3 separate regions of the Homo sapiens genome follow, and all the other regions are linked to region 3. A link is a loop called in an ENCODE intact Hi-C map of the cell type or tissue named here. Cell type or tissue: endothelial cell of umbilical vein. All regions are shown on one strand. Region 1 has its middle 50 kb from the start of CTIF. Region 2 has its middle 62 kb from the start of CTIF. Region 3 overlaps CTIF (cap binding complex dependent translation initiation factor).

The links. Peaks named below come from ENCODE experiments on the same cell type or tissue, not always from the same donor. Only the 100,000 strongest peaks of a DNase experiment are listed, where the experiment ranks them.
Region 1: a loop joins it to region 3, with 5 times the contacts of the local background. A loop is called at or near these places in 2 of 110 quality-filtered maps.
Region 2: a loop joins it to region 3, with 4 times the contacts of the local background. A loop is called at or near these places in 2 of 110 quality-filtered maps.

What each region holds. Positions count from the first base shown.
Region 1 is chr18:48,485,087-48,493,086 of GRCh38, forward strand. No RefSeq gene overlaps it. Among named protein-coding and RNA genes, the nearest start is that of CTIF, 50 kb to the right of the region's middle. In endothelial cell of umbilical vein, no CTCF peak of the experiment used is centred here; a DNase peak (open chromatin) is centred at 3,585; H3K27ac peaks cover 942 bases.
Region 2 is chr18:48,472,969-48,480,968 of GRCh38, forward strand. It overlaps the pseudogene RNA5SP456 and the pseudogene POLR3GP2. Among named protein-coding and RNA genes, the nearest start is that of CTIF, 62 kb to the right of the region's middle. In endothelial cell of umbilical vein, a CTCF peak has its summit at 3,101 (motif pointing right); a DNase peak (open chromatin) is centred at 3,153.
Region 3 is chr18:48,560,110-48,568,109 of GRCh38, forward strand. The region is part of intron 1 of CTIF (cap binding complex dependent translation initiation factor); the gene reads left to right. Among named protein-coding and RNA genes, the nearest start is that of CTIF, 25 kb to the left of the region's middle. In endothelial cell of umbilical vein, no CTCF peak of the experiment used is centred here; DNase peaks (open chromatin) are centred at 3,152 and 5,222; H3K27ac peaks cover 3,123 bases.

The sequences.
Region 1 (8,000 bases), 75 kb before region 3:
GTCTTTAGATTGAAAAAAATGATACCCAAGGAGCTACACCAAAAAACAAAACCCCAAACCCCCACACATTTAAGGAGCTTCAGTCACACTTGGATTTGATTTAATGAAGATATAGAGCAAGTGCTGAAATGGAAGAAGACTTTTGGTGATTATGGGAGGGTAAGTGTATTACGCATATGGAAGTTCATAAATTGTCAGAGCCAAAGGTCAGACTTCCGTGGTGGCCTCAAACAATTCTGGACTCCCTGTACTACAGTAGTATGTCTTACATTAAGAAGTAGAGATCAGGCGTGGTGGCTCACACCTGTAATCCCAGCACTTTGGGAAGCCGAGGTGGGTGGATCACAGTGTCAAGAGATCGAGACCATCCTGGATGACATGGTGAAACCCCATTTCTACTAAAAATACAAAAATTAGCTGGGTGTGGTGGCATGTGCCTGTAGTCCCAGCTACTTGGGAGGCTGAGGCAGGAGAAACACTTGAACCTGGGAAGTGGAGGTTGCAGTGAGCTGAGACTGCGCCACTGCACTCCAGCCTGGAGACAGAGCAAGAGTCTGTCTAAAAAAAGAAGAAGAAGAAGAAGAAGAGTCTTGCTCCTCTCCATATGAATATGGGCCATCTTCCTTGACACTTGAATGCAGCAGAAGTAATGTGCTCGAGCTTCTGAGCTAAGTCATGAGGCCTTGCTGCTTCTTCCTTGGACTCTTAGAATCCTTGCTTTTGGGACACTTTCCCTAGGAAGCCCATTACCATGCTGTGAGAAGTCCAAGCCACATGGACAGCCACACGCAGGCTTTCCAGTCAACAGCTCCATCTCCCAGCCAACGGCATCATCTGCCATGTAAGTGAGCCATTTCAGGTGTCAGCTCATTCAAGCCTTCAGATGACTCTACGACCAGCTGCCATTTGACTGAAAATACGTACGAGATCCTAAGTAAGAATCACCCAGCTGAGCCCAACCAGCCAACAAAATCATAAGTGATAATACTGTCTGTTTTAAGTCACTAAGTCTGGGAGTGGTGTGTTATACCAGTAGACAAGACAACTTCTCAGGTATGAGTCCTGGACCAGAGATCCAGATAATGGGTGTTACCAGCTTTGAGACATCAAAGGAATGCATCAGGGTACCATGGGCTAAAGAGGGTTGACAGGGGCCTCTCACAATAGATATTCAGTAAATATTTGTTGAATGAACAAGCAAATGAATGAATGAAAGTGGGGATGGCAAGAACAGATTTCTCATCCTTCCTAGCCTCAGGAAGGCCTGGCTCTCTTCAGCTACCAGCACACTGTTGTTTCCAAAGCTGTGTCCCCAGCCAGCCCTGGCCATGATGGAGGGGTGTGTCTGGGGACCTTCCTTAGCCTCTCACCCTGGGAAACTAAAAGGGCTTCCTTCTCAGGGTTCAGGCAGCTTCCCTTCTCATCCTGCTCTTCCTCTAATCCATAGCTCTCCAATACTTTTTAGTTCACAAGAGTTTTCCTTTCCAAGACAACCACATGTTTCTACCCTATTATAATGGCCACTTCTAGAAGCCAGCCCCAAAGAGGCTGACTGTCTCCATTTTTTTAATCTCTAGCAGCTCTCCACACCCCTACAATGACTCCAGGAACCCCATAATAATGGTCATGAGAGTACAAGTCTGTTTTCTACTGTGCCAGGATCCACAAAAAGGAAGCTCAGAGCAGGAAAAGCTTTTGCTCTTCTCTGAGTCTTGAAGTCTGGATTTATTCCTTCCTCAATCACTTATTGTAAAACTTTAAGCAAATACTTAGATTTACAGCCTTATTGTCCCCCACATCACAAGGTTATTATGAGGAGTAAGTGGGAGGGTGTTTATGTAACCTAGCACAGATCTGGGACCCGTGAGACATTCTGTAAATATCCATTTGACCATTAATTTTTTTCCACCATTGCAGGAGATAAGGTTGCAACATTCCTACCCAAGGAGCTCTGACTTTGGAGTTTCTCTCTAGTTTATAAGTACCACACCAAACAGTCTCCTAAAAGAGTACTAAAACGGTGTCTTTTCTTACATTCTAAGACATCATTAGTAAGGGAATGATTTAAACGGGGTTTCCACTCTCCTTGTTGTCTCTCCTTGTCTCTCTCTTCTTTTAGGAAAACTGTGCCCCAGCTAAATCAGAGAACACAGAGGGGATTCTTCCCTGTCACCCTAAAGTCTTCCCCTCTGAGTTTTTCTGGCCTCTCTCCCCTGAGAAGTAGGCAGCTATCTTTCATGCCTCTATCCCTTGGGGTTCCTCAAAAGAACTGAGCATCAGCCTGGTAGAAGGGAGAGAATACTGGAAAAAGATGCAGGAGTTTTGGTGTCCAGTTCCAGCTCTTTAACTCACTTTTTAAATAACCAAAGTTGTCTGAATATGTGATGAGCAGGTAGTAAGATATCTGCCACTGGAGGTTTTCAAGCACGATTGAGAAAACTACGTGGCCAGGACACTGTGAAAAGGACTCAAGCATTGGATGAATTATTATTATTATTATTATTATTTTTTTTTTTTGAGATGGAGTCTCGCTCTTGTTGCCCAAATCTGGAGTGCAATGGCGCCATCTTGGCTCACTGCAACTTCTGCCTCCCAGGTTCAAGCGATTTTCCTACCTCAGCCTCCCAAGTAGCTGGGATTACAAGCACCTACCATCATGACTGGCCAATGTTTGTATTTTTAATAGAGAAGGGGTTTCACCATGTTGACCAGGCTGGTCTCGAACTCCTAATCTCAGGTAATCTGCCTGCCTCGGCCTCCCAAAATGCTGGGATTATAAGCATGAGCCATCATGCTCAGCCGAGCATTGGATGAATTATTGAATGACATGACTTCCTCCCAAGAATTTTAAGTGTCTTTCTAACTCTTGAGATTAAATGAATTTATATTGTGACTGAAATTAATTAAAACTGAGCACTAGTTTCCTCATCTGTAAGACAAGAGGGTTGAACTAAATGTTAGCTAAGGCCTCTTACATCACCATCACCCACCACCTCCTCCACAACAATTCAGCTTACCCAGGTTGGCCTACCCTGCTTGACTCTATTCTACTCTAACCAGGTTGCTCCCCTGGGTCAGGGAAAACATTTCCCCAGATAGGACCAAGGCAAGAACGCAGGGGTACTGGGGGCATGTGGTCACCGAGAAGCCAGCCAGTTTGTATTGCCCGTGTCCTGTGAAATCAAAGACTTAGATCTATGACAAAGAACTACATACTGAGAAGGTTAAGAGGTACTCAATGAAGACATAAAAAGTCGACAGTCAGGAAGGAGCTGGGGACTTCAGCAGCAACTCAGAGTCCACTGCCAGGTCAGGACCACCTGTGCCGGCTGCTGCCTAATCTGATATATATACAACAGCACGGTCTACATTCATTGTCAGCCATCCTCACACAAACGTCATCCACAGGAGAGGGTCTTGGCCAGAGCAGAAATCAACAAGACTATGACTTGGAAATTCTAGGGGGAGGGGAGGCCTCTAGCCTCAGGAATTTTGTCACCCAGGTCAGGGTCTGTATAATAGCCTTCTTAAGAGACAAAAAGGGCACTCACAGAGATTTGGACCAGGGCTGGCCTCCATCCAGCTTTCTACATTATCTTGAGCTCACTTGGTGAGATAACATAGCTAGCAGCTTCTGCATTCCTTCCTGGAATGCCTGTGATGTTTGGAGCCCTGCCACATGGCTCAGGCATTAATCATCAACCAGTGGATAAATGTTGACTGAGCATACTCTGTTAGGTCCCTGGTGTGCCTAAGAAGAGGGGTACCCTTTCCCTTTGGAAGGTTGCAGAAGATATATACCCATTAAAAGACTATTTAAAATCTTGACTAGTTAGTGATAACTTCCTTAAGAGTATAGGTGCTAATGAATTTCAGAAGAGAATGATATCCCTTTGGGGTGGAATGGTTCAGGGAGACATCTTGAGAAATACAATATGGGCATTAAGGGGTCAGTGGGATTGTAAATGTCCTAGGGGAAGAGGTGTCAAGACTGGGAGGTCACTAAGGACCTGAATGAGCAAGCTGTGCTGGGGACAGAACTAAGACCTGCTGGCTGAAGAGGGTCCTGAGCAAGGGGGAAAAAGAGACAGAAACTTAACTAATAACTATTTATGCATGTTTACACTTTTCACCCCAAGCAGAGAGCTGGCTCCTGAAGGTCAGCTTTGTACCAGGAAGTACTCCTTTCTTGCACAGAATTTTGAAATTGCTAGTTATCTTTTTTTTCCCTTGCATTGTTCATCTTAATTCCATTGTTAAGATGTCTTAATTACCACAAATAATATCAGATATCTTTCTCAGACATCTCTTTCTTGGAGCCTTCCACTCCTGCTCTATTCTGACCCACTGAGTTCTGGGTGTGTTGCCTGAGGTTTGCTTTCTTGACTCTCCTAGGTTGGATATGCAACAATGCAATACACACTTTTCTCCAGGCAAGCTCCGTTGGACAACTTCCCCAGAAAAGAGGCTTGGCCAAAGCCAAAATCAGCCAGATTGTGACAAGGAAATTCCAGGAGAGGGCAGGAGGCTAACCTGGGGGATTTTATTGCCCAGGGAAGGATGATATGACACTAAGTGGTGAAATGGCACGGCTTCTCTCTCTGTTGGTTTATCCCTGATTTGGGTGGAGCCTGTCCTGGAATGGCCTTCTCAGAAAAGAAATGCTCACTTCCAGCATTACCTCTCACAAGCAGGCTTTGTCTGCTGCATGCTGCATATACCCTTATATGCATATACCCTTATAATGTTATACGCCTTTTTTCCATATGTTTCTAGATCAGTGGCTGTCTATCTCTACATTGGGCACTCAATAATAAAAGAAGGTATCTGATTGTGTGTCCTCACAGCCCCCAGGCTGAGAATTTCTGCCCAAGGCTCAGTGGTGATCTTTCCTCAGGAGACCTTCAGTTCAGTGAATAAATGAATGACATAATAAACTTTATCCTATGTACCAATAAATAGATACACCTGCTATGGACCCATAAAAATTAGAAATTAAAAATCTAAGAAATACATATTGTTTATTAAAACAAAAAATAAAAATAAATAAACTTTGTCCTGAGAGCACTGGAGAGCCATGATGGAAAGTTAAAGTACTTTAGACCTGGGCATGACACAAGCAAATTTTCAGTTTATAAAGATTACAGTGGCAGTCAAGTGGAGAATGGATTAGTTTGGAAGAGTGCTAGAGGGCAGGAGACAATTGGGAAAATATTGTGGGTCACCCAAGGAGACGTTAAGAAACCTAATGGAGGCACTGCCCCCTTTCGGTACTTAGCATATTCATTCATTCATTCAACAAATATTTATCAAGTCCCTAACATGGGTCGGGCAATATTGTAAGCATTAGGAATTATTACTGAGAACAAGAGGGGTATGTACCAGATTGTTTTGTTATTTAACTGTTCCAATTAACTTATACCTTGGCCAAATTAGAGTTTTCCTTTACAGTTTGCTCAATAAACAGGAATTGAATTGAATGGAAACAATACAACAATTCTGATAAAACCCAGAGCTTGAAAGATAGATGATTAAACCTTGGATGGAAGAGATGAGATGTTACAAGGACAACATGAAAAATTCCCATATCTGGGTTTCTAAATTACCCACAAGTGCCAGCATACCATGACTGGGGGAAACACTGTAACTTGGTCTGTGTGTTCTCTTTTGACAGTTCTCAGGCGCATACCCAGTCTGGCTGAGGCCTGAGTCAGTGGAATCTTCTGGTTCCCCACACTTTCAGACCATCACTCTGCACTCCCTGCTGAAGCTCCCATATGCATTTGGGTGGAGATTGAAACTAACACTTTCCAGAGAATGTGGAGGAGGGAAAAGGGGGAGAGAGGAAGGCTAGTTTAACAACAAAGTGGGAAAAAGGAGGGGAAAGCATTCTTATTATTGTTTCTAAAAACAGCTCCAGTCAAGACACTTCATTCAAAGTTGTTCAAATATGAAAATGGAATAGTAAGCTTGTGCTGTCACTGTTCCAAGAGCCTCCTGGAAGGCAGAACACATCACCCTGATTTGTATAGTAGCACACCCAGGATATGATCTCTTCCTAAGTGTGCACAAAAAAAAAAAAAAAAAAAAAAAAAAGCTATTCAGGACAGCAAGGCCTATCTTTGGTGTGTGGGCAAGTCAGTTTAGGGATTGGTGTTGATCTACAAGAGGGGACAAAAACGATCAATAAAATGAAAATGGCAGTACATTTCTCAACTGCTTTTCATCAATAAGCTCTGGCTCTTCACCTCCACTTCAGCGGAACATGGGAGCTAGTCTCAGCTTTCCACTGACAGGTTCTAGGACCTTGGACACTCAACCTGTCTGGGTCTTGATGCTTTAAAAACACATGATATTTTGATTCTCCACTTATCATCCATTCCTCCCCACCCCACCCTGACACATACACACATATGATTCATTCATTCACTCACTCAATTCAACAAAGATTTATTTAGTACCCACTATGTGCTAGGCACTGTTCTAGGCATTGGGGCTACATCAGAAACAAAATATCCCTCCTGGATATTCTGTTTATATTTTAGTTGAAGAAGACAAATAAATAGGAAATATAACAGGCAGTGATAAATAATATTGCAAAAAATTAAGTATACAATGAAAACCCAAAGTCTAAATACTACTATGGTAAGATAAATAGTGTGCAAGTGTGTGTGTGTGTTTGTGTGTATGCATAAGTGTGTGTGTGTAGACATAGAGCACGCAGAGGGAGAAACAGTGGGAGGGACGGGGAGCAGGGAACTGGGGGTGAGTGTACCACAAATGTATATGCGTGCAATTTTGGTGGTAAGAAAGTGGATGGGATTGTTCTGACTTTTGGAAGAACATGGAGTCCAAGACCTAGTTATCCTATGATTCATTATTCTGGCTTTGTCTGGACTGGGGTGGGAGAGAGTCTAGACAACATGCCCTGTGGGGCTCAGTAGCAGATGACCCAATTGTGGGAAGCAGAATGAGAAAGTGACTAGAGAATTACACCTGTCAGACCCCCTTCCCTCTCAGCTTTTGGTAAAAGCTGAAATGAGGAGGAAGTAGCACCTTCCTATGGCATTCCTTACTCTCCTGCTCTCAGGCTCAGCTCCTTTCTGACAGAACACTGATCTGGAAAGTCTGCAGGTCCAGTCATCACTGTTCTCCCCAAGAGGTGAGGGAGTGGGCTCTTCTCCTCACCCGGGCCCTAGCCTGGTCTCAGCTCACCTGGGCTCACCTAGGTTGTGCTGCACCTTCAGGTCCTATGGCCCCAGTACTGGAAGATGCAGCTTATGACAATTTCAGGATATCGTGGGCCCTCTGTGTATGGCAGCTATCATCAACAAGTCAGCCTTCTGACTTTCACTCTCCTCTCCTATAAAACAGGTGTAACAGCTGCAACTTTGTAAGATGGACCATGAGTATTGTTCGTGGTAATAATAATGAACTCCATAAAGGAAGACTTATTGTATGCCAGGCACTGTGCTAGTTACTTTGCATGTATAATCTCATTTATCTTAGCGAAATTCCATAAGTACTATTATTGTATCCATTTTATAGATGAGAAATCTGAACAGAGACAGTTTTTAAAAACTGTCCCAGGTCACACAGTTAGTAAGTTGTGGAGCTAGGACTCAAAATCAGATCTATCTTCAAAGCTAGTATGCTTAGTATTTATAAAGTACTTCAGTCATAATAGGAGTATCAGTTATCTAACTGCTAGGAAACAGATCATCCCAAAACTTAGTGGCTTAAGACAACCACCATTTATTTAGTCCACAATTCTGTAGGCTAACAACTTAAGCTAGGCTCAGTTGGGTGGCTCTTCCGGTCTTTGCTGGGGTCCTTCATGATTCTGTGGTCAGCGGCAGGTTGACGGTGGCTCTGCTTGTGTGAGTTAATGGGATGTGGTCTAGGGTGCCTCGCCTCTCCTCCACATGGTGTCTCTCATCCTCCAGCAGGCCAGCCCAGGCTTTTTCCCCATGGCAGTGACCTAGGCTTAGAACTGGCAC
Region 2 (8,000 bases), 87 kb before region 3:
ACTGTCGGTAGAAATACAGCTGCTAAAGGTAATACTGGTGAGGTTTCAGCTGAAAATGAGAAAGAGTTTATTGGAAATTGGAGGAAAGGTGATTCTTGTTACAAAGTGGCAAAGAACCTGGCTGAATTTTGTTCTAGTGTTTTGTTGAAGGTAGAACTTACAAGCAATGAAACTGGATGTTTAGCTGAGGGCATTGCTAAGCAAAATGTTAAAGGAGTCGTTTGGTTTCTCTTTATTGCTTATAGTAAAATGAGAGAGAAGAGAGAAATTGAAAAAAATTGTTAATCAAAAAGGACCCAGAGCTTGGGCCCGGCGCAGTGGCTCATGCCTGTAATCCCAGCACTTTGGGAGACCGAGGCAGGCGGATCACGAGGTCAGGAGATTGAGACCATTCTGGTTAACACGGTGAAACCCTGTCTTTACTAAAAATACAAAAAAAAAAAAAAATTAGCCAGGCGTGGTGGCAGGCGCCTGTAGTCCCAGCTACTTGAGAGGCTGAGGCAGGAGAATGGTGTGAACCCAGGAGGCGGAGCTTGCAGTGAGCCAAGATTGCACCACTGCACTCCAGCCTGGGTGACAGAGCAAGACTCTGTCTCAAAAGACTGAAAAAAAAAAAAAAAAAAAAAGGGACCCAGAGCTTGAAGATTTGGAAAATTCTCAGCCTATGCATATTGGAAAAACAAAAAATGAAGAAGCATTTTCACCTCTAAAGAGCACACTAAGGTTGTGGCTGGCCAAACATTTGATAAAGAGATCATGGGTGCAACACATGGATTTCGCTAGCCAGCTCATAAGAGCCAGGGATAGAAGTTAGGCACTGCCAGTTTGAACTAAAGGGGACAGAGAAAGTGAGACAGGTTGAAAAAAGGCTGTTGGATATTGCGATTCTACAGAGCAGGATGGTAGAACTATTCAGTTGAGAAATATGCTTTGTCCTTCAAGAAAAGGCAACAATGACCCTGAAGGCAATTCAGAGATCATCAGGGCTCCTATCACAGAACCAAGGGGTAAGGTTGGTTTCTTCTCAGTTTCAGTAGACCAGATGGCCACCACAGAGAGCTGTGCAGGTGAGGTTGCCACAGAGAGTGGTGAGGTGATGCTGCCACTCCAGTGGGCTGGGATGGGGGGTGGACAGAGCACTGAACCAAAGAGGATTATTCTCAACCCCTAAGATCTAATGGAATTTGCCTTGCTAGGTATTGAACTTGCTTGGGACCTGTCACCCCTTTCTTCTGATTTCTCCCTTCTGGAATGGGAATGTTCATCCTATGCCCTTTCCACCGTTATATTTTGGAAACACATAATAGTCGGGTTTCACAGGTTCATAGCTGGTGAGTAGTTTTGCTCACAATGAATTGTAGCTCGATTTTCATCCATACCTGATTTTGATGATATTTAGTTGAGATTTTGGTCTTTAGAACTAGAGTTGATGCTGGAATGAATTAAGACTTTTGGGACTGTTGGAATGGAATGAATGCATCTGCATGTAAGAAGGGCATGAACTTTGTGGGAGGCAGAAGTGGAATGAAATGAGCAGAATATCTGTATCCCCTCAAAATTAACATATTGAAACTCTACCCCAAATGTGATCGTATTTGGAGATGGGGTCTTTAGGAGATCATTAGCATTAGTTGGGGTCCTGAGGATGGGGCTCTCATGAGGAGACATCAAAGAGCTTGCTATCTCTCTTTCTCTCCCTGTACAAGCACAAGGAAGAGGTCACGTGAGCACCCAGAGAAACAGTAGCTACCTGCAAGACTAGAGAACAGTCTGCAGAATGAAACCTCCCTGGCTGGCACCTTGAGCTTGGACTTCCTGGCCTCTAGAACTTTGAGAAAATACATTTCTGTGGTTTAAGCCACCAAATCTATGGTATTTTGTTATGCAGCCCAAACAGACAAATACAGACACATACTCTATGACATATTTATAAAAAGGTTTAAAACATACAATTTTACCATATGTTGTTTAGGAACACACACATATGTAATAATAACATAAATACATCCATGGGAAGTATAAACACCAAATTTAGGAGAGTGGTTCTTTTTGCAGGGTAGGGGAAGGGGAAATGCAACTGAAGGAGGGCCAGGAAGCCTCAACTATATTTGCTATTTTATTTCCTAAGGTGAATGCTATGTCGTTTTCTAAATCTTTTTTATGTCACAAGAATATTTTTAAAAGAAAAGATTGGCTCCTCGTAACATCATCAAGGCACTGGATCAAATCTTACCAAGTTATATGAGCCAACACACCCCATAATTGTTTCAGCCAGTAGGAGTATAATTTGTTTGTTGTTGCAGTCAGAGGCTCATCAGAAATCTTGTCTTCTCCATGAGGCCTCACCTAACTACTGCAGATCTGGAATAGCCCTGTCTCTCACCTGCTATAAACTACGATGGCTTTCACTTGGTTCAATATTGTGTGGATTTATTCCCTATTTATTTCATGTGCGGTTATCCACCATAAAATCATAACAATAACAACAATAGCTACCATTTATTGGGTGCTTCCTGTGTGTCAACAACACAGTGCTTAACTTTGTCACATCCAAGTACTAACCAGGCCTGACCCTGTTTAGCTTCTGAGATCAGACAAGTTCGGGTGCATTCAAGGGGGTATGGGCATAGACTCAGCACTTCGCTTTCTACATCCATCATTTTAAACCATCCTCACTATTACTAACTCTGTTTTTGCACACAAGGAAACTGGAGCTCAGAGATGCTAAATGATTCATCCGAGGTCACACAGCAAAAAAAGTGCCAAGTCCAATCGTTTTCTGCCAACTCCTCAAAGCAGAAAACTGTCTGCTTTCCTACATCCCCCACCACGACCTGAGGCTAGGTCCACCCGTGTGAGCTGATACAGCAACAGACTCTTTGTCCCCAGAGGTTGTTCAGAACAGAGCCTTGGTGACAAGGACCAGCTGCAGGGTGGATGAGCAGGGCTTCCCATTGGTGAAGGCTGCCCTGGCATGGCTCGAGAGAGCCTGTTGGCCTCATTGTGCACTCATGGGCCACAGTGGTTCCATCCTCCGGGTCTCCACCTGATCCCAGACACAGGCACTCAGACTTGCTGGAGCACTTGCTATCAGCTCCCACTAGGTGTCTCTGTTACTTTATTTTTTGTGTGCCAGAAGGCAAACCAAGGCCACTTACTTAAAACTATTCAAATCCAGATAAACGGGCTGCCTGGAACTCTGTGGTGGCCTCAGAGAAACCAGACTTCTACAGTCAGAACCTGTGGGCTTGAGAAGGAGAAGATAAAATAGCTTACATTTACTGAAGGCCTTTTGCACATCAGCCAGTTTACATACTTTAATATTAACAATAGTTAACACTAAGTAATGTTTTGTATGCACAAGGCACTCTCATGTGCTTTTTGCAAATATTAATGCACTCATACCTCATAACAACCCATAAGTACAGAGGTACGAAGGGTTAAGTAACTTGCTTAAGGTCACACAGCTAGTACACAGCATGGTCATTTGGATCATTCAGGTCTCATAACTACCCTGCAAAATACATGTTGTCATCCCTATTTTACATATGTGGAAACCAGGCTCAGAAAAAGTAAGAGGCACAATGTTATACAGCTAGACAGTGGCTGAAGCAGAATTCAAACTTAGGTCTATTTGACTCAGGTCAAAATATGAGTTGGCCCCATTCCCTGAGAAGGAATGAAGACCAGATCATAGGTAGGATCCTGTGTCCTTGACCCCATGTGGGTCACACACACGGCTCTGCAGACTCCACAAAGGACTGTGCAGACCCACTTCTCTGTAGACAGGGCTGAGATGTTCTGAATTCTACCAGGAATTGCTTTGAAAGTAAGGGAGGGGCGACAAAATATCATCTTTGCATGTAAAACCCCTCTACGGATGTATAGAGAGAAGCAACTCCCCACTCCAATTCAGGAGGATGAGGGAGAATTGACTTAGAGGGGGTAGGTTTTGGTTAAAGCCAGCAGAGGTTGCCATAGGTGGGATCTGAGGGTATCTGTGGAAGGCCTCAAAATTGCTCCCTTTAGACTGGTTGGCTTCACTGCTGAATTCTACGAATTTTAAAGAACTAATACTATTTTTTTCTGCAACTATTCCAGAAAATTGAAGGCAAAGGAATTCTTCCAAACTCATTCTACAAGACCAGCATTACCCTGATGCCAAAAGCAGACCAGGACACAACTAAAAAAGAAAACTATAGGCCAAAATTCCTGATGAACATAGTTGCAAAATTTCTCAGCAAAATACTAGCAAACTGAATCTAACAGCATATCAAAAAGATTACATACCATGATCAAGTTGCAAGGATATTTCAACATATGAAGATCACTAAATGTGATACATCATCAGAATGAAGGACAAAACCATACGATCATTCTAATAGATGGAGAAAAATGCTTGATAAAATACAACATTAATTCATGATAAAAACTCTCAACAAACTAGGTATAAAATGAACATACCTCAAAACAATAAAGGTCATATATGACAAACCCACAGCTAACATATTAGTACTAATTTTATACCGAATGGGGAAATGTTGAAAGCCTTTCCTCTAAGATCTGGAACAAGATAAGGATGCTCACTTTCACCACTGTTATTCAACATAGTACTTCAAGTCCTAGCCAGACCAATTAAGCAAGAGAAGGAAATAAAAGGCATCCAAATTGGAAAGGAGGAATTCAAACTGTCCCCGTTTACAGGCAATATGATTTAGAAAAACCTAAAAACTCCACCAAAAAACTGTTAGAACTAATAAACAAATTCAATAAAGTTGCAGGATACAAACTCAACATACAAAAAGCAGCAGCATTTCTATTTGCCCATAATGAACAATCTGAAAAAGAAACCAAGAAAGCAATCCCATTTACAATAGCTAGGAAAAAAAATACCCAGAAGTAAATTTAACCAGAGGTGAAAAATCTCCATAATGAAAACTATAAGATACTGATGAAAGAAAATTGAAGAGCATACAAAAAATGAAAAGATATTACATGTTCATAGATTAGAAGAATTAATATTGTTAAAATGTCCATACTGCCAAAAGTGATATACAGATTCAATGCAATCCCTATCAAAATACCAATAACATTCTTCCCAGAAACAGAAAGAACAACCCTAAAATTTATATAGAACCACAGAAGACCCTGAATAGTCAAAGCAATCCTGAGCCAAAAGAACAAAGCTGGGGATATCACACTACCTGACTTCAAAATATACTACAAAGCTATGGTAACCAAAACAGCATGGTGCTGGCTTAAATACAGACACATAGACCAATGGAAAAGAATAAATTAAGAACCCAGAAATAACTCTTTGGCCCTGAGGTCCTACAAGAGGCCAGAGGAGTACAGGTACTCAGGGAGGCTGTGCAGCCCCAGGCCTGTATCAATCACCACGTCCTGCTTGGAGCCATGCACCAGCCAAATGTTGGCATGGTTGCCCGACTCATAGAAGTGTTCTTGAATTCAAAAGATACTACCACCTGGAGACTTGTGGGTGTACCACTTGAGCGCCAACATGCTGGGCATGGGTGCAGCCAGGCAGATGCCTTTCAGAATTTGCCCACTCGTCTAGTATAACTAGATCTGATGGCTGGGAATAAAGGAAGAGGAGGATGTGCTGCTCATACCTTTAATACTGAGGCTGTTGGATTTAGCAAAGGTGAAAAGTTACCTTATGTAGTGTTGAAACCACCCCCACTATTTCCTGATGCAGATTATAAATCAGTGCCACTGAAAACAGAAGATGAAGAATACATGCTGGCTTTGAAACAGGAGTTGAGAGAAACAATGAAAAGAATGCCTTATTTTATTGAAACACCTGAAGAAAGACAAGATATTGAAAGGTATAGTAAAAGATACATGAAGGTATATAAAGAAGAATGGATACCAGATTGGAGAAGACTTCCAAGAGAGATAACGCCAAGAAATAAATGTAAAAACACAGGCCCAAAACCCGAAAAGGCAAAAGACGCAGGCAAAGTCACCTCACTAATACTTCAGATGTGTTGAAAAAAATTGAGGAATTGGGAAAGAAAGGTGATGGTGAAAATTCAGAAGAGGAAAATGAAAAGGAAGAAGGAAGCAAAGAGGAAAGTAAAGAAGGTGATGATGACGATGACGATGATGCTGCAGAACAGGAGGGATATAATGAAGAAGAGCAAGAAGAGGAAAATGACTACATTAATTCATAATTCGAAGATGGAAATGATTTTGGCCCAGACAGTGATGACAACATGGATGAAGCAACCTATTAGGCATGAAATTTTTCAAAAAGTATTTTTATGATGCAGCTTCTGAACATTTGGACAGATTTGTTTTGTATTTTTTTCTGATAAGGAATAAGTATTTTTGTTTTTTTTTTTTGGACAAATATTTGTTACCAAAATATTCAAAACCACTTTGAGTTTACACACTAATTACCTTACAAATTAGTCCCTGACACTCTGACCTTCCTTCTAAACACCTCTGCCATCTCTCTTATGTACTCTTGTGGGTTTTTTTGTATTATTTGAATAGGAATGTGCCTAAAGAATTTTTGCTCTCTTAATCTATGTATACATACTTGAAGAAATCATGCTTGCTTAACTGCTGATTTTTTGTAAAACTATTACCAGTCATAGTGGATTTCTGTAACCTGAAAGTTGATATAATACAGCACATGGAGCACTTTAAAAACAAACTTGAAAATAATTTTATTTTTTACTTTTACATGGTATGTTCTAGACTACTGCATTATGACTACATAAACCAACCTGGGCTTTTATAAGTACAGAATTGTGAAATAGAGGTTTTGTGATGGAAAACATAGACACAGGGAAAAATACCAAACTGAGCAATATAAATTTCACGGCTCACATCTTAGCCAGTACAAAGAAATTTTCACATGGGGTGAATATTATAAATACTGGAACTGGGGACTAACTTAATACTGTATGATGTATGAATTAATTATTCCACTGTAATAACTGTGACATCTTCAAATAGTTGGGCTTATGAAAAATTTGACTAAGACATTTTAATTTTAAACTTTATGTAAATGTGAAATAAGTTCTGGTCATATAAATATCACTGTAGAATGCATGTGTGTGAACTCTATGAAGTGTGGTGGCCTTTTATGTTTCAGAGTACTCAAGCTGTACAATTGATTTATATAAACATGCAAGATGAACTCAGGTCATTTTGAAATTAAGATTAATTTTTTTGTTGTTTAAAGCTAGCTCCCCTAACTTTATATATTTTTTGGGAAAAAAAAATACCTAAAAACCTCAACCTAAAAAGACTCACAAATGCCAAACATTTTCAAGGAAATTTATATTATATATTTCAAAAATGATTTATCAATGTTATCTACCAAAATAAATACTTTTATTTTTCCCCTTTGGGAAGATATCATTATCCTCTAATGTGAGAATCAGATCCCTAGATTCTATTTCTACCTGTACTATTAAACTCAACCTTGAGCCTGGAAAAAAAAAAGAACCCAGAAATAAATTAATGTATTTACAGCTAATGGATTTTTGACAAAGACACCAAAAACATACATTGGGGAAAAGACAGTCTCTACAATACATGTTGCTAAGAAAGTTAGATATTTGTATGCAGGAGAATGAAACTAGAACCCTATCTCTCACTGTATACAAACATCAACTGAAAATGGATTAAAGACTTAAATCTGAAGACATGAAACTACGAAACTACTAGAAAGAAACGTGGGGAAATGCTTCCTGACGTTAGTCTGGCCAAAAATTTTTTTTAACAAGATCTCAAAAACACAAGCAACAAAAGCAAAATAGATAAATGGGATTCTATCAAACTAAAAAGCTTCTGCACAGCAAAGGAAACAATCAATAGAGTAAAGTGACAACCTGTAGAAGAGTAGAAAATATTTGAAACTGTGCATCCAACAAGGGATTAATAAGCAGGACACATGGAACTCAAACAACTCAACAGCAAAAAAGCAAATAACCAGATTTTAAAATGAGCACCTGAGCTGG
Region 3 (8,000 bases):
CTCTGGAGTGTCACTTCCATATACTACTGGTCAAGCAGTCACAGAGTCCAGATTCAAGACGGTGGGGACACAGACCCTACTTCTTGTTAGGAGGAATTTCATAGAATTTGGAGGCTATTTTTTTTTTTTTTTTTTGAGACAGAGTCTCGCTCTGTTGCCCAGGCCGGAGTGAAGTGGTGTGATCTCGGCTCACTGCAAGCTCGCCTCCCAGGTTCACGCCATTCTCCTGCCTCAGCCTCTGGAGTAGCTGGGACTACAGGCACCCACCACCACACCCGGCTAATTTTTTGTATTTTTAGTAGAGATGGGGTTTCACTGTGTTAGGCAGGATGGTCTCGATCTCCTGACCTTGTGATCTGCCCACCTCGGCCTCCCAAAGTGCTGGGATTACAGGCGTGAGCCACCACGCCCGGCTTGGAGGCTGTTTTAACCATAACAACTGGTCTCACAAAAAGGAATATCCTTCCTTCTTTTTCTTTGAGACAGAATCTTGTTCTGATGCCCAGGCTGGAGTACAGTGGTGTGACCTCAGCTCACTGCAACCTCCGCCTCTTGGCCTCAAGCCATCCTCCCTCCTCAGCCTCCTGAGGAGCTGGGTCTTCAGGCTCACACCACTGTACCCCACAAAATTTGTTGTATTTTTTGTAGAGACAGGGTTCCACCACGTTGCCCAGGCTGGTCACGATCTCCTAGGCTCCAGTGATCCTCCCACCTTGGCCTCCCAAAGTGCTGGGATTCTAGGGATGAACCACTGCCCGGCCTATCCTTCCTTATTACAGACCTTCCCTGAGGTTTAGATTCATCTTCTACTTGCAGTCTTTTGTGGAGGAGTGAAAAAGAAATGTTTGGCTGGGTGCAGTGGCTCACGCCTGTAATCCTAGCACTTTGGGAAGCTAAGGCAGGCAGATCACTTGAGGTCAGGAGTTCGAGACCAGCCTGGCCAACATGGCCAAACCCCATCTCTACTAAAAATACAAAAATTAGCCGGGTGTGGTAGCACATGCTAGTAATCCCAGCTACATGGGAGGCTGAGGCAGGAAATCACTTGAACCTGGCGTGTGGAGGTTGCAGTGAGCCAAGATTGTGCCACTGCATTTCAGCTTGGGCGACAGTGAGACTCTGTCTCAAAAAAAAAAAAAAAAAAAAGGAGTGTTTATAAAAACTTGCTTGTATCATTTGAGCTCAGTTATAGTTAGTAAATGTTTTGCTTGAAGCCCCTTTTATATGCTAATTCTTTAAAAGTGGCTAATAATTTAAAAGTGGCTCCCCCTTGTCCTGGGCATATAGTGGAGCTTTATTTCTTCAGCCATTCCCAGAAATTGCTGAGACTGGGAAGTGCAGGCTCTTGGCTTTGCAGCAACGGAGTCTTTCGCAGCAAGACCATCCACAGTTAAGACCCTTCTCAGAGAAACTCCACTGTGGCAAGACCCTGTGCTGGCTGCTGGGGGCTGCAGAGATGGATCAGGGGACACTCCATCCCTGTGCCCCACTTTCAGGAAGCCCAAAGTATCACTGATGGAAAGCAATGGCCTCAGTGTCACTTTTTCTCAGGGTGTCCTTGTCCCCTGGCAGAACACAGTGGAAGTGTGTCTATATTCTGAATGAACTGTTGACTACTTCTCTTTTCCTTCCTGGGGCACTTGATTTTAGAAAGTGCCCTGGTCTAGGAGGACCAAGACCTGGCTTCCAGCTGTGTCAGATAATTACCCCCACTCTATTTTTCTCATCGGTAAAATAGGGAATTTGGTCTAGGCTGGGGGTTGGCAAACTACAACTTGCAGACTAACTCCAGCCCAATGCCTGTTTTTCTAAATGAAAGTTTTACTGGAACACAGTCATGCCTGTTTCTTCACGTACATCTACGGTTGCTTTTGGCTGGTTACAAAAAAAAGAACATATGGCTCACAAGGCCTAACATATTTACTGTCTGGCCATTTACAGAAAACACTTGCTCACCCCTGATCTAAAACAATGGTTTTCAACTTCATTTTAGCCATACTGTTTTTTTTCTGGAAACAACTCTTCTTTATTTTTAACAATAAAAGCAATTCTCACAGCACTTGGCATGTGCCTGGCACTGTACCAAGTGCTTTAAAACTGTTAACTTACTGCTTAATCCTTATGAAAACATTATGAGATGAGCAGTAGTATCATCACCCACATTTTAGAGAGGAGAAAACTGAGGCAGAGTTAACAGAGAGGTTAAGTAACTTGCCTCAGGTCACACAGCTACTAAGTGGCAAAGGCAAAATTTGAATTCAGGAGTCCTGCTCTAGAGTTTGCCTTCTTATCCACTGGGCCATGCTGCCTCTCACTGGTGGCCTTATATAAAAACTGGGTGGAGCAGGCCCCACTAACTAGAACTGATGTGGCATGGTCAGCATCTCCCCCTTGCCTGTTGACTCTTCTTTCTGCAGCCCCCCGGGATCTCAGGGCCATCTCTGGCAACCTCTGGAGGCTATAACATCTGGCAAATTAGGCTTCTAAGCTTGGAGAGGGGACATCAGTTTGTTTTGGTTGCTACAAGAGGAATTGATCCTGGTTGTTGGGAACTTATGCAGGCCAAGAACTGTAGAAAGCACTGTTCTCTGGGACTGAGGACTCCAGACAAATAGACTCATTTTTATCGAGCATGATCATAATTATGCCTGATAAAAATGAGTGCTAGAGACTTAGGTCCACATTTCAAAACCGTAACTGAAAGGAAGACATATTTCAATAGTTGCCATGCCCCACACAAATATGAAAACCAGTAATCTATTGGAACCAGTTCCCTGGGCCAGAGTGATTTGCCTTAGACTCTTGTCATAAAAATCAGCAAAGGAGACTGCACACTGAAATGACACTTCACACTGAAAAGATATTGACGCTGAAAGGAGATTCACGCTGAATGTCACCTTCCCTGCTTCCTCCTGCAAATGACCCCACATAGCCTGGGGGGCATTTAGGAGCTTTAGCATAGCACCCGCCTCTTGGGCAGGTGGGAGCCTGGGGCTGCAGACCGGCCCTTTCTTAGGATGCTCCCTGTTTGCAGATTAGTGACTTGATTGGCCCCTCCTCCACCCCCACCATTCCCATAAGGGACTGGTTAGTCTGCAGGGATGACACCCAGCCTCCTCCACCCTTGGGGATGTAAACTGTACTAGGAGCAGGAAAGGCTGGGGTGACTCACTTTCCTGCCAGTGAAAAGCTGACCTCAATCTTGGTAGTGGTTTGAAGGTGACTTTTGTATTCATCTCTCTGGGATCTTGGGAGACAGTTTCAACTATGGTATCTACTCAGTTTCCCTATGGGACCCCACTCTGGCCTGCAGCTCCTCTGCCCTGTACAGAAGGGTCTCCTGTTCTAAGGTTTTTTTTGTTTTGTTTTGTTTTGTTTTTTGGACAGATTCTTACTCTGTCACCCAGGCTGGAGTGCAGTGGCGCGATCTTGACTCACTGCAACCTCCACCTCCTGGGTTCAAGCAATTCTCCTGCCTCAGTCTCCTGAATAGCTGGGATTATAGGTGCACACCACCACACCTGGCTAATTTTTGTATTTTCAGTAGAGACAGGGTTTGGCCATGTTGGCCAGGCTGGTCTTGAACTCCTAACTTCAGGTGATCTGCCTGCCTCAGCCTTCCAAAGTGCTGGGATTACAGGCGTGAGCCACCGTGCCTGGCCCTGTTCTAAGGTTTTTGCTGTCTCTGTTTTCTCCTTGGTTGGCCTGTGCCTGACACAGTAAGATTTGGGACCCCTGAGATTGAGTGGGGTGGGGTCTTCCCAGGTGCTTCCCTCTTGCTTGTGGTCTCTGGCCCTGTTCCCCGCCCCAGCCATCAGCACCAGTCCCCTACCCCCTCAAAAGGCTCAAAGACTTCCTGAGAACCCGGAATCTCAGTTTCATCTCTGCTGGAGATTTTTGATCTGGGGGAAAGGCTGCTCTCTATATGGCTGCTTTCAGACCACACTTGGCTCTCCCTTGGTTTAGCCAAATTGGGGTTTTCCTCATTTTCAGGAGCCAGCTTTTCTGAAGTGTTCCTTCCTGGCAGCTGCATTCCCCATGGTCCTGTCTATCTTAGGGGCAAGGACTTAGGCATCGGGTGTCCTAGAGGCTAGAAGATTGTTCTACAGAGAAAAGTGGTTTTGTGGCCGTAGGTGGTACCCAGACGTGTTGCCTGCCACCTGGGTGCAAGCAGGACCGGACCTCTGTGGGTGGTGGAGGGAGCTTCCCATGTGTGGATGGAGGCCTTGCTGGGGAAGGGTAGATGAGTACAGCTCCGTGTCACAGCCCGGGGACAGCCCCACCTGCTGCAGGCGGCCTTCGCTAGGCCTCTGTGAAGGTCCCCAAAGCCTGGCTCTCCTGTGGCTTATCCTGGGAGAATATTTGCCCTCTTTCATCTAATAGTTAACTATTGACAGAACATTAGGTACTTGAATAAAATGAAGCTGTTTAGTTTGGGGAGATATTTTGGAAAACAGAAGCTTAGTTCTCATTGAGGTTACCTTCTTGGTGTAGGTGGTTGTGTAGGTTTTTGTTTTGTTTTGTTTTGAGACAGGGTCTTGTTCTGTCACCCAGGCAGGAGTGCAGTGGTGCGAACACAGCTTACTGCAGCCTCGACTTCCTGGGGTCAAGTAATACTTCCACCTCAGCCTCCCGAGGAGCTGGGACCACAGGCGCACACCACCATACCCAGCTAATTTTATTTTTTTGTAGAGATGGGGGGTCTCACCTTGTTCCCTAGGCTGGTCTTGAACCCCTGGGCCCCAGCAATCCTCCTGCCTCAGCCTCCCAAAGTGGTGGGATTACAGATGTGAGCCACCAAGCCTGGTCGGCTTGTTTTAAACAACTTAATGTTATTGAAAATATGATGCCACCCTGATATTGAGATAAATTTTAAGGGAAGAATCACCTCTTTCTCATTACTTGAATACTGTGTTAATTTTTGCATATTAAGTCAATTTCCTCCTTTAATGGCAATTGGTTGATCCATGGTCATGTTAAATAATTTTGCATATTTAATTAACTCGGGTCTTGATTTGTCTCCGGTCCTGTTTATTACTGATGTCACCGTCTGTGTGTGTCTTGTGATGTGGAGACTTTGCAAGCTGTTTTCCACGGAGTCCAAGCCCCACAGCCCTGCTGTGGCACTGCCTTCATCAGTGACGCGTTCTTGGCGGAGAGGATCTAGTTGTAGTTTGTGCTTCCTGGCTGTCAAGGGCCTTGCCTTCCCTTCTACAGGAAACAGCTGAGAAATCGCTGGTGTGCTGTAGCCTTAAATAACAGCACCTGCCACTCAGTTGTGTTGTCTTTCATGAGTTTTCCAAGTGCTCTCCTGCCTTGGGGCATGTGGGAAGGAAGGTATTATCATTTCCGTTTTACAAAGATCCCCCGAGAGACTGCAAGTCTCTTGGATTTTGCTGCTGACACCAGGACAGGAGGTCACATCCTCTGACCCTCCATCTTATGTTCTTTCCAGCAGCCCCAGAACCAGCCATGGAAACCAGGGGCAGGGCCTCTGTGCTTTAGTTCCCTGATCTGTAAAATAAGGGATCATAATAGTACCTATTTTGTAGGGTCACTATGAAGTTTAGATGAGCTGCCACATGCCTGGGACAGTGCCTGGCACACAACCATGCAAGCTCTCAGGAGGGTAGTGCCCCGTACCTCCAATCTTGTTATGTGGGGGACAGACAGATCATCTGGCTTGGGCGCCCCACCCTGCCATGCAGATAAATCCATGCCCAGATAACGGTCATGTGGGATGGGAAGGTGGGGCTCTAGCGTGTGCCTTCTTGCTGTCCTGTGCTAGGCATCTTGGGGTCCGGCCTCCTGAACTTGTGCCCTTTCCTTTGCCAGAGTGAGTTGCCCAAGAGGCTGAGGGTGGGCATGAGGCTGCTTACAAAGCTGAGCTGATGATAGTTTGCAGGGCACAGCACCCTTCACTCAGGGATGCTGGCATACTCTGTGGGCTTCTTAACAGGCAACAAGTTCTGCCAGCCCATTGTACAGTCCCCGGCTGGCTGCAGTGTCTGGGCATTCTGCTTCTCAGCCTTGCCCCACTCACTACTTTCTCAGTGAGTGTCAGTGAGTAAACACGCACGCAAAAGAATAAAACCATCAACAAGAGAAAGTGTGGTGTGTAAGGGAAAGGGAGTCATTCATTCATTCATTCATTCAGCCAGTGTTGACTACAGTGTGCCAAGTCCTGTTCTAGCTGCTGGGGTGCAGTGGCGATCAGGGCAGGCCCTGCCCTCATGGAGCTTACAGACAAGACCATGACACAGGTGCATGCTATGAAAATGAGTGAGTGGGACATACTGGGCCTCCCCAAAGTTGGTGGGGAAGAGAGAGAAGGTAAAACCCAAAATAGGTTCTGTGACTGGCCAGCACCTCAGGGGAGGCCTTTCGAGGGGCAAGGGTGGAGATTTTCATGGCTAAGTCCTGTTGTCTAGGGGGGATTGCCCTTACAGGGGGTCTGCATGACATTAGTCATGAATCCAAGGTCCTGTGGTGGCATCAGGGCTGGCACCAACCACAGCTTGCTGCCGATGTCCCTCCCATGCTCTGGGTACCTGTCATATTTGACACCTCTGTTGCAGAGGTGACAGCTAGAAAAGCATCCATTGCCTTTGGGGTGGGGGTTCCCATTTGTTGTCTCATGGGAAGGAAGGGATGCTTTGGAAAGGCTGTGGAAACCCCTTTGGGCTCTGGGTGGATAACATGAGTGGGGCCATTGGAAGGGGTAAAGAATGCTGAGTCATGTCTAAATGACAGCACTTCCTGGGCACTCCTACATGACTTGCAATACCCCACAGGCAGGGCCCTTCATCTCAGCCTGTCTAACAGACTGTGGATTTGGATTTTCATTCAACCATTAAATTTTTAAAAAATTCTGTGAAGCTAATAGTCAAAGGGTTAGTAGTCTCATTTATTCACCAGATATTTTTCAGCAACAACTTATGTACCTGGCTTTTTTCTAGGAGTTGGGGATATAGCAGGTGAACAGAAGAGACAATAAATCTTGCCCTCATAGTCTAGCCTTATGATAGCAGAAGTCTTTCTTTAAAGAAAGATCCCTGGAATCTTTAAATATTAACTCCTGGAGTTCACGTAGGCATCGTGACAGAGGCACAGGGACAGTGGGGTTAGCTGGGATGTCCAGGGACAGAAGGAAACAGAAGCAGTGTCACTGGTGACCAGTCAGATGGGTGGACGTCCAGCACCCTCATGATGTGGCAGAAGTCAGGGAAGAACGATATTCTGTTTAAAAAGTTGAGCTTATAAATAGCCATATTGGAACATGTTTATTATGTTGAGGAGGTAACTTATACTTGACTGGTCTTCTAATAGAGCAGCAAATGTCATTGAGTATTTTCTTTGTGCCTGGGTACATGGTGCCCATGGAAAGATGTGTTCTTTGCCCCAGGGACGACGATAGTTGAGTAATTAGCAAATAAAACAAGGGCAAGTCTATTGAGAGCCACTTTCTATGGCAGGGCCTGAGATCACTATGGAAATAACTCAGTAAGAGCAGTCAGAGAAGGCTTCCTGGAGGAGGTGTCTCCATGCTAGTCAGAAAGAAGTGGGGAACGTGTTCTCAGGGAGTTAGTAACAGGGGAGCATGGCTTGTGCTCATGGGACAGAGTGACTGCTCTGTCACAGTGGGGTTGGCAATGAGGGGCTAGAGGTTAGAGGGCAGGGGACAGTGGAGACCAGTGGGGGGCTTGACACACTCTGCAGCTGTGAGCCATTGAAGGTTTTGCAGCAGAGCAGTACCCTGGTGCTGGTTGTACTTAGGGTGTCAGCGAGGTGGAGCGAGCTGGGAGGGCAGGTATAGCAAGTGATGCTGGAGAGAACAGCTGAATGTGGCTCTAGAGAAACAGGCTCCTGCCTGGCAAGTCACAGGGTTGTGAATAAATCACTCATGCTTTCTGAGCCTCAGTTCACCTCATCTACAAAATGAAAATAAGATTTCAAATCCTATTTCATAGATTCTTTGTGAGTCTTAACTTTAAGAATAT